Regions from separate parts of the Homo sapiens genome. Here region 2 is linked to region 1. A link is a loop called in an ENCODE intact Hi-C map of the cell type or tissue named here. Cell type or tissue: ascending aorta. All regions are shown on one strand. Links, peaks and the distances in the headings refer to the core of each region. The heading gives the core; the rest is flanking DNA.

The links. A loop is a pair of places that touch in the nucleus more often than their neighbours do. Peaks named below come from ENCODE experiments on the same cell type or tissue, not always from the same donor. Only the 100,000 strongest peaks of a DNase experiment are listed, where the experiment ranks them.
Region 2: it touches region 1 in a loop (2.6-fold over the local background); 4 of 110 quality-filtered maps call a loop at or near these places.

The regions. Positions count from the first base shown.
Region 1 is chr19:38,717,095-38,722,094 of GRCh38, forward strand. It overlaps ACTN4 (actinin alpha 4), which reads left to right. Exons shown (of 21, transcript NM_004924.6): 10 at 1-222; 11 at 833-980; 12 at 4,444-4,594. The region is part of intron 1 of LOC107985291 (a long non-coding RNA gene); the gene reads right to left. Among named protein-coding and RNA genes, the nearest start is that of CAPN12, 25 kb to the right of the region's middle. RefSeq lists enhancers at 662-1,507, 1,542-2,262. In ascending aorta, for the core only: a CTCF peak has its summit at 1,960 (motif pointing left); DNase peaks (open chromatin) are centred at 2,077 and 2,185; H3K27ac peaks cover 4,590 bases.
Region 2 is chr19:38,387,029-38,392,828 of GRCh38, forward strand. GGN (gametogenetin) reads right to left here and starts at 1,006. Exons shown (of 4, transcript NM_152657.4): 1 at 947-1,006; 2 at 733-794; 3 at 1-252. The coding sequence starts at 233. It overlaps SPRED3 (sprouty related EVH1 domain containing 3), which reads left to right and starts at 1,669. Exons shown (of 6, transcript NM_001394336.1): 1 at 1,669-1,779; 2 at 3,271-3,451; 3 at 4,918-5,086; 4 at 5,184-5,260. The coding sequence starts at 3,275. RefSeq lists silencers at 802-1,041, 2,501-2,795. In ascending aorta, for the core only: no CTCF peak of the experiment used is centred there; DNase peaks (open chromatin) are centred at 693, 1,153, 2,273 and 2,753; H3K4me3 peaks cover 3,033 bases; H3K27ac peaks cover 3,599 bases.

The DNA of each region.
Region 1 (5,000 bases), core at 1-5,000:
TGGATCCGGCGCACCATCCCCTGGCTGGAGGACCGTGTGCCCCAAAAGACTATCCAGGAGATGCAGCAGAAGCTGGAGGACTTCCGCGACTACCGGCGTGTGCACAAGCCGCCCAAGGTGCAGGAGAAGTGCCAGCTGGAGATCAACTTCAACACGCTGCAGACCAAGCTGCGCCTCAGCAACCGGCCCGCCTTCATGCCCTCCGAGGGCAAGATGGTCTCGGTGAGCACCAGGATTCACATGGGAGCAGCTGTGAGGGGCAGAGGCAGCCCTAGAACTGCCTGTGGGCAGTTTGGCCAGCGTAATCTTTCCTAAGTTGTTGATGTCCTGTGGGACATGGCATGGCCTTTCGGATGCAGTGGTCGGGGAGGGGTGCACTTCACTCGGCATTGTGCTCCCCTTTGGCCCTCACTCACTGTATTTTACACCCAGGGTTTTATACGCATCCCAAATCCTTGCCACGGGTTGTGTGGGTGTGGAGTGGTGTGAATTTGGAGCCGTGGTCTGCCATGATGGCATGACCGCCATGTGCTTGAGGCCCTTCATCAGCGGAGGGGCAGTGCGCCCTGGACGGTACCACCTCCCCATCTATGGTATTCATCCATTCATTCATGCACTCACCCGTTCACGCATTCATTTTGTTAATCCAGAATTGATTGTACCTGCTGAGTGCTGGGGGGCCCTGTGTAGGCATCCAGGTATAATAGCAAAGCATGACACAGACATGACCCCAGCCAAGTTCTGCCACCTTCCCATCAGCATCCCTTGGAGACATCCCCCTGGGTGCCTCCACTTCCTTGTGATAGCCCTGCCTGCTCCTGCCCTGCCCCAGGACATCAACAATGGCTGGCAGCACTTGGAGCAGGCTGAGAAGGGCTACGAGGAGTGGCTGCTGAATGAGATCCGCAGGCTGGAGCGGCTCGACCACCTGGCAGAGAAGTTCCGGCAGAAGGCCTCCATCCACGAGGCCTGGACTGACGGTACGGCCCAGCTCTGCCCCACTCTGCCCAGCCCCGCTCCCGTGCTCCCCTCCTGTCTCTCAGGCATGCATGGGTGTGCACACACAGCCCCCTGCCACGTTGGGTCTGTTTCTCAGGTGCCCTTTCTTGCTGCTTGGGAGCATGTGTGTGTGTCAGAAATGCTGCTTTAGAGCCAGGTTCAGTGGCTCACACCTGTAATCCCAGCACTTTGGCAGGCCAAGGCAGGAGGATCACTTGAGCCCAAGAGTTTGAGACCAGCCTGGGCAACATAGCGAGACCCTGCCTATACAAAAAAATTTTAGAATAATAAAATTAGCCAGGCATAGTGGTGCACACCTGTGGTCCCAGCTACTTTGGAGGCTGAGGTGGGAGGATTGATTGAGCCAGGGAGGTCAAGGCTGCAGTGAGCCGTGATTGTACCACTGCACTCCAGCCTGGGTGACAGAGCAAGACCCTGTCTCAAAAAAAAAGGAAAGAAATGCTGCTTTGGATTCCTTCAGCCCCAGAAAGCAGGGACCATTCAGGGGCCAGGTCCTCTTTGTTGCCCAGTCTGCCCTCGCCTCAGAGGTGGGACCCTGTCAGTCATCCAGGAACACAGCCAAGCCCCCTCCAGCACTTCAGGGAAGTGACCTTACACCCATCTGTTTGTCCCCTCTGCGTGTCTTCCCCATCCAGGGCGAGTGTGTGGGGCAGGCCTCTTCCATCCCCCGCACCCTGTGTTCAGAGTCGGCTTCCCTCTCCCACACCTCTGTGAGCGTGGACGGAAGGCTGGGGAGCCCATGTTCACTGGCACGTCCCTCAGGCTAGAGGAGGGCCTGCCTCCTGGGCCTGCTGCCGGACCACAGCCAGTGCTCACCCTCAGACAGTGCTCACCCACTGCCTTCGGCCCACCCTTCAGCATGGCCCACCTGTGAGCTCCTCCCACCTCCCATCCCTTCCCAGAGCCTCCTTCCCGGGCCTGGCTCCCCCTGCAGGAGCGCCACTGTGCTTTCTGTTCTCGGCAGCCCTGCAGCTGCCTGGCCGTTGGCTCCAGATGTGGGATTTCATCACGTCCCTGGCCCTCTTTTGGGTCATGCCAAGGTTGAGATTTCAGATCCCAGGGGTCTGGAAGCCTTCAGAAAGCTGCCAGTGCCTGGGAGAGCCACAAGAGCCACTCACAGGACTCCTCTCCCACTCTGGCCACCACCTTCCCAACACAGTCTCCCTGGCCCTCCGGCCGCCACTCCGCCCAGCTGAGCCCTTCCTTGCATTCCTGAGTGCATTTTCTCACCCCTCCCCACCCTGGCCCGCATGCGAGTGTGCAGCTCCACACGGCCTGCAGCCCTGGCCACGGCCCAGCTTGTGCCCTCCTCACATGAGCTCAGCTCGCCATTCCCGCGGCAGCTGCCAGCCTCAGAGCAGCCCAGCCCCTTTGCTACCAGGAAAGAGTGCGAGTGAGAGAGTGGATAGTGAGGGAGGAAGGGCCTGGCCAGGCCGGGTGCCGCACTTCCCTCTTGCCTGGCAGAAAGGCACCCATGTGAGGAGAGCGTGTTAGCACCGATGCCATCTTGTGTGGTTGGTGGCCTCCATCCATTCCCGGATTCACTCATTCGTTCAACAGACAGCTCAGGTGGCTCCAGCCGTCCTTATCCATGGAGGCCTGGGCGTCGCCCTGTGGCTGAACCTTCTGGGGGTCTTTCTGCCCACCCATCAGCTCTTCAGTCCCTCTACAGGGCTCCATGAGGCCCTGCAGATGGTTTCCTGAGGCCAAGGGGCTGGGTGTGGTGGCCCCACTGGCATTCCTCCCCTGGGAAGGGCTCTGGGGCAGCCTTCACCTGAGGTGTTTAGAAGCCAGCTCAGTCTCCGGCCAGGGCCCAGCTGGTTCAGCGGCCTCCACACGTCCCTGCCCCACCCCTACCTGACTGGGCATCCACGCGGGTCTGCCCATGGCGTCTGCCAGAGCCCCCAGGCAGGCTGGCCTACTAATTCCCAAGACTCAGAGCCTCTGTCCTCTCAAGTAGCAGTTACGTGAAACAGGACAGGCAGGCCCTCCACACCCCAGGGTCTGGTCGTAGCGGCCTCCTCCGCCCTGGGGTGGGTGGGCCACCTTCACTCCACACCCCTCACCATCCCCCACAGCCCGCAGCGGGAGGGTCGTCGTGGATGCTTCTCTGAGGGACTTGATTTCCTGGGAATACGACCAACCCCGAACGACCCCTTGTCCCCACTCCAGTTGTCCCTTGGCCTGGATCCCAGATAGCTGTGGCAATGGTCCGCTGCCCACATCCTCTCGGTGCACCCTTGCCAGGACTCTGCGGAGGCAGAGGGAGATGTCACCTGCTGTTTCTGGTTCCTGCCCCTGGGAGAAAGCAGTTGGAGAAGGGAATTGCAAGGCCGCCTTGTGGCTGAGCCTCCTGCCCCAGGGCTGCGCAGCAGGGCCGGTGGAGCCAGAGTCTCCCAGGCCTCCCACTTCTTGGCCATCAGTGCCAGAGCCGATCCTGTGGGGAGTCTGGTAGGTGCCTGACAGTTGAGACTGGGAGAGGCTGAGGTGAGGCTGGTACTGGCTCCATGCCTGCTGTGCTCGAACACCACCTCACTGAAACTTGAGAATAGTTCCATGCCACACAGGTACTGGGGCTGGCCCCATTTTACAGATGAAGGCACAGGCCCAGAGAGGCCTCGGTGGCTGCACTGGGCGGGCAGCTGTCAGGTGCTGGGACAGAGCTGAGGGGATCTCCGCTACCACTTGGGGGAAGCCCAAGGTGGTGTGCCTGAGGCAGGGCCCCTGTAGGAGCTGGGGTGCAGCCACCTTCCCAGGCTGGCATTTTCCCTGCGGTTCCCTAAAGACCTTCACTTGCTTGCAGGGCTTCCTTGAGCTTTGGTTCTGGGATGTGTAATTAGCCAGGATCAGGGACTAATAACAGCGTTCCTCCTTTCCTTTAAAGGGCCTGATGGTGGGCCCGCCCCAATGCACACAGGACACCTTAGGACAGCGTGGGGCACTTAGACGTGGAGAGGACCACCACCTGTGCGGGTGCAGGGTCAGGGTCCTAGAAGAAGCTGGCTCTGATGCTTCCCCTTCCCCAAGCCTGCTGGGACATGGGCTTTGACCCCGGGTGCTTCTCCGGATCAAAGCCCTCCAGAAACAGGTGCTACCTTTCTAAGCCGTGCTACCACGGCCCGATTTGTATGGTTTCCTACTAACAAAAGTTGCTAAGTTTAGGACACACAGGTTGAGATGGAATCTCTCTCTCAGGCTGAGCAACCCTGAAGTGTCCATCCAGGTCCATCCAGGTTACAGTTGGGCTTAGAGATCCCTGGAGGGTACGGAAGAAGATTCTGGAAGTTTCCATGCCACTGTCATTGGCATGGAAGGATGTGGGGTCCACAGTCTCTCTTTCCCTCCCTCTGCTTGGACAGCCCCTCCAGACTCCTGCCCCACAGCTGCCGTGCTGTGGTCTAAGCGTCTCTCTGCTCCTACCAGGGAAGGAAGCCATGCTGAAGCACCGGGACTACGAGACGGCCACACTATCGGACATCAAAGCCCTCATTCGCAAGCACGAGGCCTTCGAGAGCGACCTGGCTGCGCACCAGGACCGCGTGGAGCAGATCGCCGCCATTGCCCAGGAGCTCAAGTACGTGCGGGCTCAGGACACTATCATCACCTGGCTCTCACCACAGCCTGCCCAGACTGGTGGCGGCAGCACGCCGAGGCCCAGCCTGCCTCAAGGCCTGGAATAGGGTCCCCAGTGCCCCAACTGCACCTCCTTCCAGAAGCCAGGGAAGGGCCTTATGGGATGAGGCCTTTTGCCCATCCTGTCTCAGCCCCAGGTGGGACACCTGAAGGATTTGGATTCTCTAGCAGGAGGGAGGTGTCTGGCCCCTTGTCTTGATTCTTCAGGCTTTAGGGGTCCCTGGGGGTGTCACCTCTCCTGGCCACCCCAAGTAGGCCCTGGTCCCCTGATGGGATGGGCCCCAGCCTCCGTTGCTCCCAGCCATAGGTCCCTGAGGGAACCAGGCTGCACAGTGAGCCTATTGTTC
Region 2 (5,800 bases), core at 411-5,410, 330 kb before region 1:
TCTAAGGTGAGGGGCAGGGTCGAGGGTGAGGCCTGGGGCTCCCGGGGTACCATGAGTCCCGGGGGTGTGGCGCTGCCAGGGAACCAGACACCCAGCCCACGAGTCAGGCGCATGGCCTGGGAGGTCATCTCGGGCTCCACCAGGGACGTCCGGCGGGAGTCGGGGGCGCGGTCCGAGGGCTGCACTTTTCGGGAGCCCCCGCCCGCGGATGGCTCCGACTGCAAGTTCCCCATTTCTGACGGAGCTCGGAGACTAGTCAGAAAAATTTACTCCAGTCAGCCTGCCAGGGCCGTGGGGACCCTACGAGGCTGGCTGTACTTGATCTAATGCGTCCGCACCGGCCCCGCCCCTGTTCTCCAAGATCCGATCAGGCCCAAGTCCTTAGGTCGCACTCCTGTTCCCCGACCTTCGACACTCACGCCTTCTTGCCCATGTCCCCAACACAGCTGCTGTTAAGATACTTCACTACCAGCCCCATTATGTACTAAGGTTCCATGCCTGTCCCCTTGGCTGGTCATGCTGATCCCTCAGTCCTCTCCTCTAACTCTCCGACTCCCCGCCTCTCTCTAGAGCACCTGGGTCCCGCCCTCTTCCCAGGCAGGGGCAGATCCTCAGGCCTCACCCCTAAACCTCTTCCCGCTCCAGGTCTACTAGCTGGCATCCACAGTCAAGCTCCACCCCTGTCCCCAAGCTCCGCCCTGGCCCCGCCTCCCCCCAGAGGAACCCACTCACCGAGTCCTCCAGCCGAGCAGAGTTCAGACCGCGGCGCCCTGGGCCCGGGGCAGGGCAGGGAACTGCCGTAGCAGAAAATAACCGAAAAGAACGGGGGTGCGGGTGAAGGCAAGTGGGCGAGACAACTAGGGCGGACCCCGAGATGTAGGCCCCGCCCCCGGAGCTCGAGGCCCCGCCCTCCTGCGAGCCCGCGGGAGCCCGGCCCCTTACGAACCTAGGTCTCCCCTTGAAATACTCCGAGGTCTTGTTCCTCGCCCCCAGGCCTTCTGGTTCTAAGCTCCACCCCTTTGGGTTGTTCTCCTTAGCCCCTCCCCTTTAGAATGTCCCGCCCCTCTCATTCCCTCCCGAGGCCCCGCCCACGCGAACACCGATGCGTCGCTCCTCCCCTTTGGACCTCTCATCTGCCCCGCCCCTAAGGCAATTTACCTCTAAGCTCCGCCTTTTTAAGACCCGGCAACATCGCTTCTCAAGACCCTCTCCTTCCCCCCGGGCGCCGAGAAGGCCCATCCACCGTGGGCCCGCCCCTTCGTGACGCACGCACTAGTCCTCGCCTGCAGCATCCAAACCTCCTTATACCCAGGCCCTCCAACCCCACCCACTTGTGAAGGCTCCCCTCTCGCCCCACCCCTTATCGAACTCTGCCAGGCACCCAAGCCACAGCGTAGACCACCACCTCTTTAGAACCTTGAGACCAGTCCCTGTCCCTGCCCCGTCCCCTCCTCATAGCATTAGAGACCAATGGCGCAGATGGGTGGAAAAGTGGGGGATCCCCTCTGGATCTTAAGAAAATGGGGGCTGGGGGGTTGCTCTCTGGAGCTAGTGCCGGGCTCTAGGACCCAGCAGGCAAGTAAGCCCGCCTCGCTCTTACCCCTCCCCCAAGCCGCCCCTTCCCCCCCCACCCGTCTTCCAGGTTCCCCCTCCCTCCCCCCTCGCCCCGGCTCCCGGTGCCCGTCTCCAGCGCCGCCGGAGCCAGCCAGGGAGCCGGAACGAAAAGGAGGAGGAGGAGGCCGCGTCGCCGCCGCTCGGAGCCCGGCCGGAGCCTCGCAGGCAGGTGCCGAGGGGGGCGAGGGGGCGGGGGCTGACAGACTGCCTGCCCCGATGAGGGGGCGGCCGTGACCGCGCTGCGCCTTCTGCCCACCCAGGCGCCCCCAAGGCCCCGGCTAGGAGGACTAGAGAGTGGGGACCCCCCAAACTGCGCGGCAGCCATTCAGGGTACCAGTCTTCATTTGTGGGGTCTGGACTTTCTCCGAGGATGCCCCATTCACAAAATTCCGTCCTGGACCCTCACCGTTGAGGAACGCTGAGGACCACTCCCCCCGGGGGACACAGGATGTGTGGGGAGCGTAGGCCACCCTGAAATGCCAGTGCCCCATTCCAGCTAGGCCCTGGGGGGACCCCTGCTCTCATTCCCTGCTTCACCTGTTGTCGGGGGAGGCGGGCGGACAAAGGAAGCAGCGTCACGTGACTGCTCATTCACAAAATCCCATCCCATTGAGAAAAGGGGGCTGGGGGCGCTGCAGCCGCCCCTTCCCCTCCTGAAGGGCCCGGGAAACCCAGCAGCCTGCAGGTGGGGGAGGGGGCTAGAGCTCGTCCGGGTCCCTAAGGTTGGGACGCCAGGGTCCCTGTGCTGGATGGCAGTGAAGGGCTGGACACTGATCCCGATTACTGGGCGGAGGGCTACGTCCTCTGAGCTGGGGGGCGGGGTAAAATGGTTCTGAAGGATGCTGGGGCTGGGGGGCGGGAAGGGAAGAGGGAGGAAGGATCAATCTGCCCCCCCATCCCATCTTTCCCCCCTGGCTTCCCTCGGCTGGGGCCTGGGGGAGCAGCCTTGATTTTTGTGAATGAAATGCTCTCTGGATGTGTCTTCGGTCGCCCGTTTCTGACTTCCTCTGCCTCCGTCTCCCTCTGAGCCTCTCTTTCTGGCCATTTCTGGTTCTCTCCCTGTTCCCTGCCCATCTCCCGTTGCTGGGTGACTCAGTGAGCTTTGCATCCGGTCTCATTCATAAATCCGGGAAGGGGTGGGTGGGGGGGAAAGAGCCTGGGTTTCTCACCCAGCCTGTGGCCTGGACGACAGGGTGCGGAGGCAGGGTTGGGAGAACAGGAGCTGAGTTGATGGGCCCAGAGAAAATATATATGCGCAGGCACCCAGCTGTGAGGGGGAGCACTGGGTGGGGCTGTGGGTATGTGCTGAGGGAGGAGAAGGGGGTGATAGGGATAAGCAGGAGGGGGAGGGAAGGGCAACACCAGGGCTATGGGGGTGGGGACGGAGAGATGGGGGAAAGGTGGGTACAGAGAGAAAGGGCAGACATGGAGAAGAAGATAGAGGTGAGAGAGAAGAGATGGCATGAGGAAGAAAGGAGCTGTGTGGAAGACGGTGGCCATGGGGTTGAAGGTGGGTATTGCTAGCTTAGGGTGCAGTGGACCTGGACGTGAGAGATGAAGTTGGAGGGGAGATGAGGGTTGAGGGAACATTCCATGGGAGAGCAGGGTTTGAGCTCATGACTGTGTTGTCCCTGTCCTTCCCCCCACCTCCTGCAGGTACATGGTGCGGGTCCGAGCTGTGGTGATGGCCCGAGATGACTCCAGTGGGGGCTGGCTGCCTGTGGGGGGCGGGGGCCTCAGCCAGGTGAGCGTGTGTCGGGTCCGAGGGGCCAGGCCCGAGGGGGGGGCCCGCCAGGGGCACTACGTCATCCACGGGGAACGCCTCCGGGACCAGAAAGTGAGCCACCCTGGGGCATGCGGGGAGGGTAGGGACCTGGGGAGGGAGGGGAGAGGGGCTGGCATGTGGAGCAGAGGTCAGGTTGCCTCCCAGCCTAGGAATCAAGCTGGGGTGTGAAGTTTGGGAGTGAATATCTGTCCTGTAGATAAGAGTTGGGAATTGCAGGATACATGGGGTGTTTGGAGGGTCCTGTCCACTGCCACTTCCAGCCAGACTATCCTCGCTGTCTCCCTGTACTGCTCCTCCTCCCCGCTCCAACCCCAGGCTGTTCCACAGGGGGCACTGCCCCCCCCCCCCCGCCCCGACTCACACCATGTCCCTCCTCTGCTCAAAACCCTCCATCTTGCTCAGAGATCCTTGCCACGAGGCCCTACACCACCTGGCCCCTGTCTGCCCTAAGTATAGTGAAGCATTTGCTGGGGTCCATTTGAAAGTGTCAGAGATGGTTGACAATTCTATACATGGGTTCATCAGGAATAACTGGGCTGTCGGGCACAATGTGGAGGGACAGTGTTGAATCAGTTTCAGCTAGGGATGTAGTAGAAAGATATGGATTGTGTGAAAGGCTTGGGGGAAAGGTTTTTTTTTTGGAGCAGGAGTCAGTGGAGGGATTTGAAATGGAGTGAAGGAATATGGTGATACTAGGCAAGGATTTGAGGGAACATCAATAGGGTGTTGGCTAGCATCTGAAGGGGAATCTGTGGAAGTCTGATAAGACTGTTTTGGAGTAAGTGCTGGCTGGGTACAGTGCCTATAATCCCAGCCACTCATGAGTCTGAGGCCGGAGGAATGCTTGAGTCCAGAGTTTGAGACCAGCCTGAGCAACACAGAGAGAGCTCATCTGGAAAAAAAAAAAAAAAAAGAGAGAGAGAATATTTTTTGGGTAAAGTTTCCAGAGATTATTATCAGAAGAGGATTCACAATAATATTGTGAGATGTTCAGTAAAGTCTGGGAAGTATTGTTGAGCCAGAGGGGGGATGTTGGGTTATCAGAAAGGGGTTAACAATGTTTTGGGCCATTCAGCAAGATTCGGGGTTTCTACAGGGGCATCAGAGGGAGGTATTAGGAAAATGTAGGGATCAAGGGGTTGGGAAAATATTTGAGCATCAGAGGTGTGTTCAGTAAAATTGGGCGTAGCTGGGTGTGGGGGTTCATGCCTGTAATCCCAGCACTTTGGGAGGCTGAGGCAGGAGGATCACTTGAGACTGGGAGGTTGATTCCGTAGTGAGCCCTGATCACACCACTGCACTCCAGCCTGGGTGACAGAGTAAGACTGTTTCAAAAAACAAAACAAGTAAAACTGGGGAGTCGTATCAGTGTTGATCAGAGTTCAGGGTTACACTTAGGGTTGGGAAATGAGGTTTGTGAGAAGACACTAGGGTATGCATGGGGGCTGGTGATGGACGAGACGTCACAGGCATGTCTGGGTTGGGGTATCTGACCCTGCTTTCCTTCTGCCCCTCAGACAACCTTGGAGTGTACACTGAAGCCAGGCTTGGTTTACAACAAGGTGAATCCCATCTTTCACCACTGGAGCCTGGGTGACTGCAAGTTTGGACTGACGTTTCAGAGCCCTGCAGAGGCTGATGAGTTCCAGAAGAGCCTGCTGGCTGCGCTGGCCGCACTGGGTCGAGGTGAGCAGCCCAGGTGATGTGCACTGTGGGCTGGCCTGGGAGCGGGAGGAGAAGCTGGGCTCAAGGAACTCACTCTCTGCCTCTCTCCCTGCCCCAGGCTCACTCACCCCCTCCTCCTCCTCCTCCTCCTCCTCTCCTTCCCAGGATACTGCAGAGACCCCCTGCCCTCTGACGGTGAGTGTCCAGGATGCCTCTCTGCTGGGGGAGGGTAGGGGTTTTGTTTTTATTCTATGAACATTCTTGAGCACCTACTGTGTAGCAGGCACCATGCCACACACCGGGTACACAAAATTGGGCCGGAACTATGAGTGTCAATTCAATCCCAGTTATTCTAGTCTTTCTGCCCTGTCATGATTCACACGTTCATTCAAGGGTCCTTATTGTGTACCTTCTGTATACCAGGCAGTGCTTTAGGCACTGGGTTACATCAGTGAACAAAAAGTTCCTTTCCTCCTGGAGCTTCTATTCTAGTGTGGAAAGGCAGAAAATTAAAAAAAATATATATATAAACAATAAAAATGAATAAATATTGAAAGTAAATGGATGAACAAATTATTGACAACCCCATGCTTCCAGTTACTCAGGCTCTAAATCTTGGAGTCATCCCTGACTCCTTATCTTTTATGCGTCTCATCTCATCTGTCAGCAAATATTGGTTCTACTTTCCAAATCATCACAATCTGCCTCCAACCTGGTACCATCCAAACTCATCTC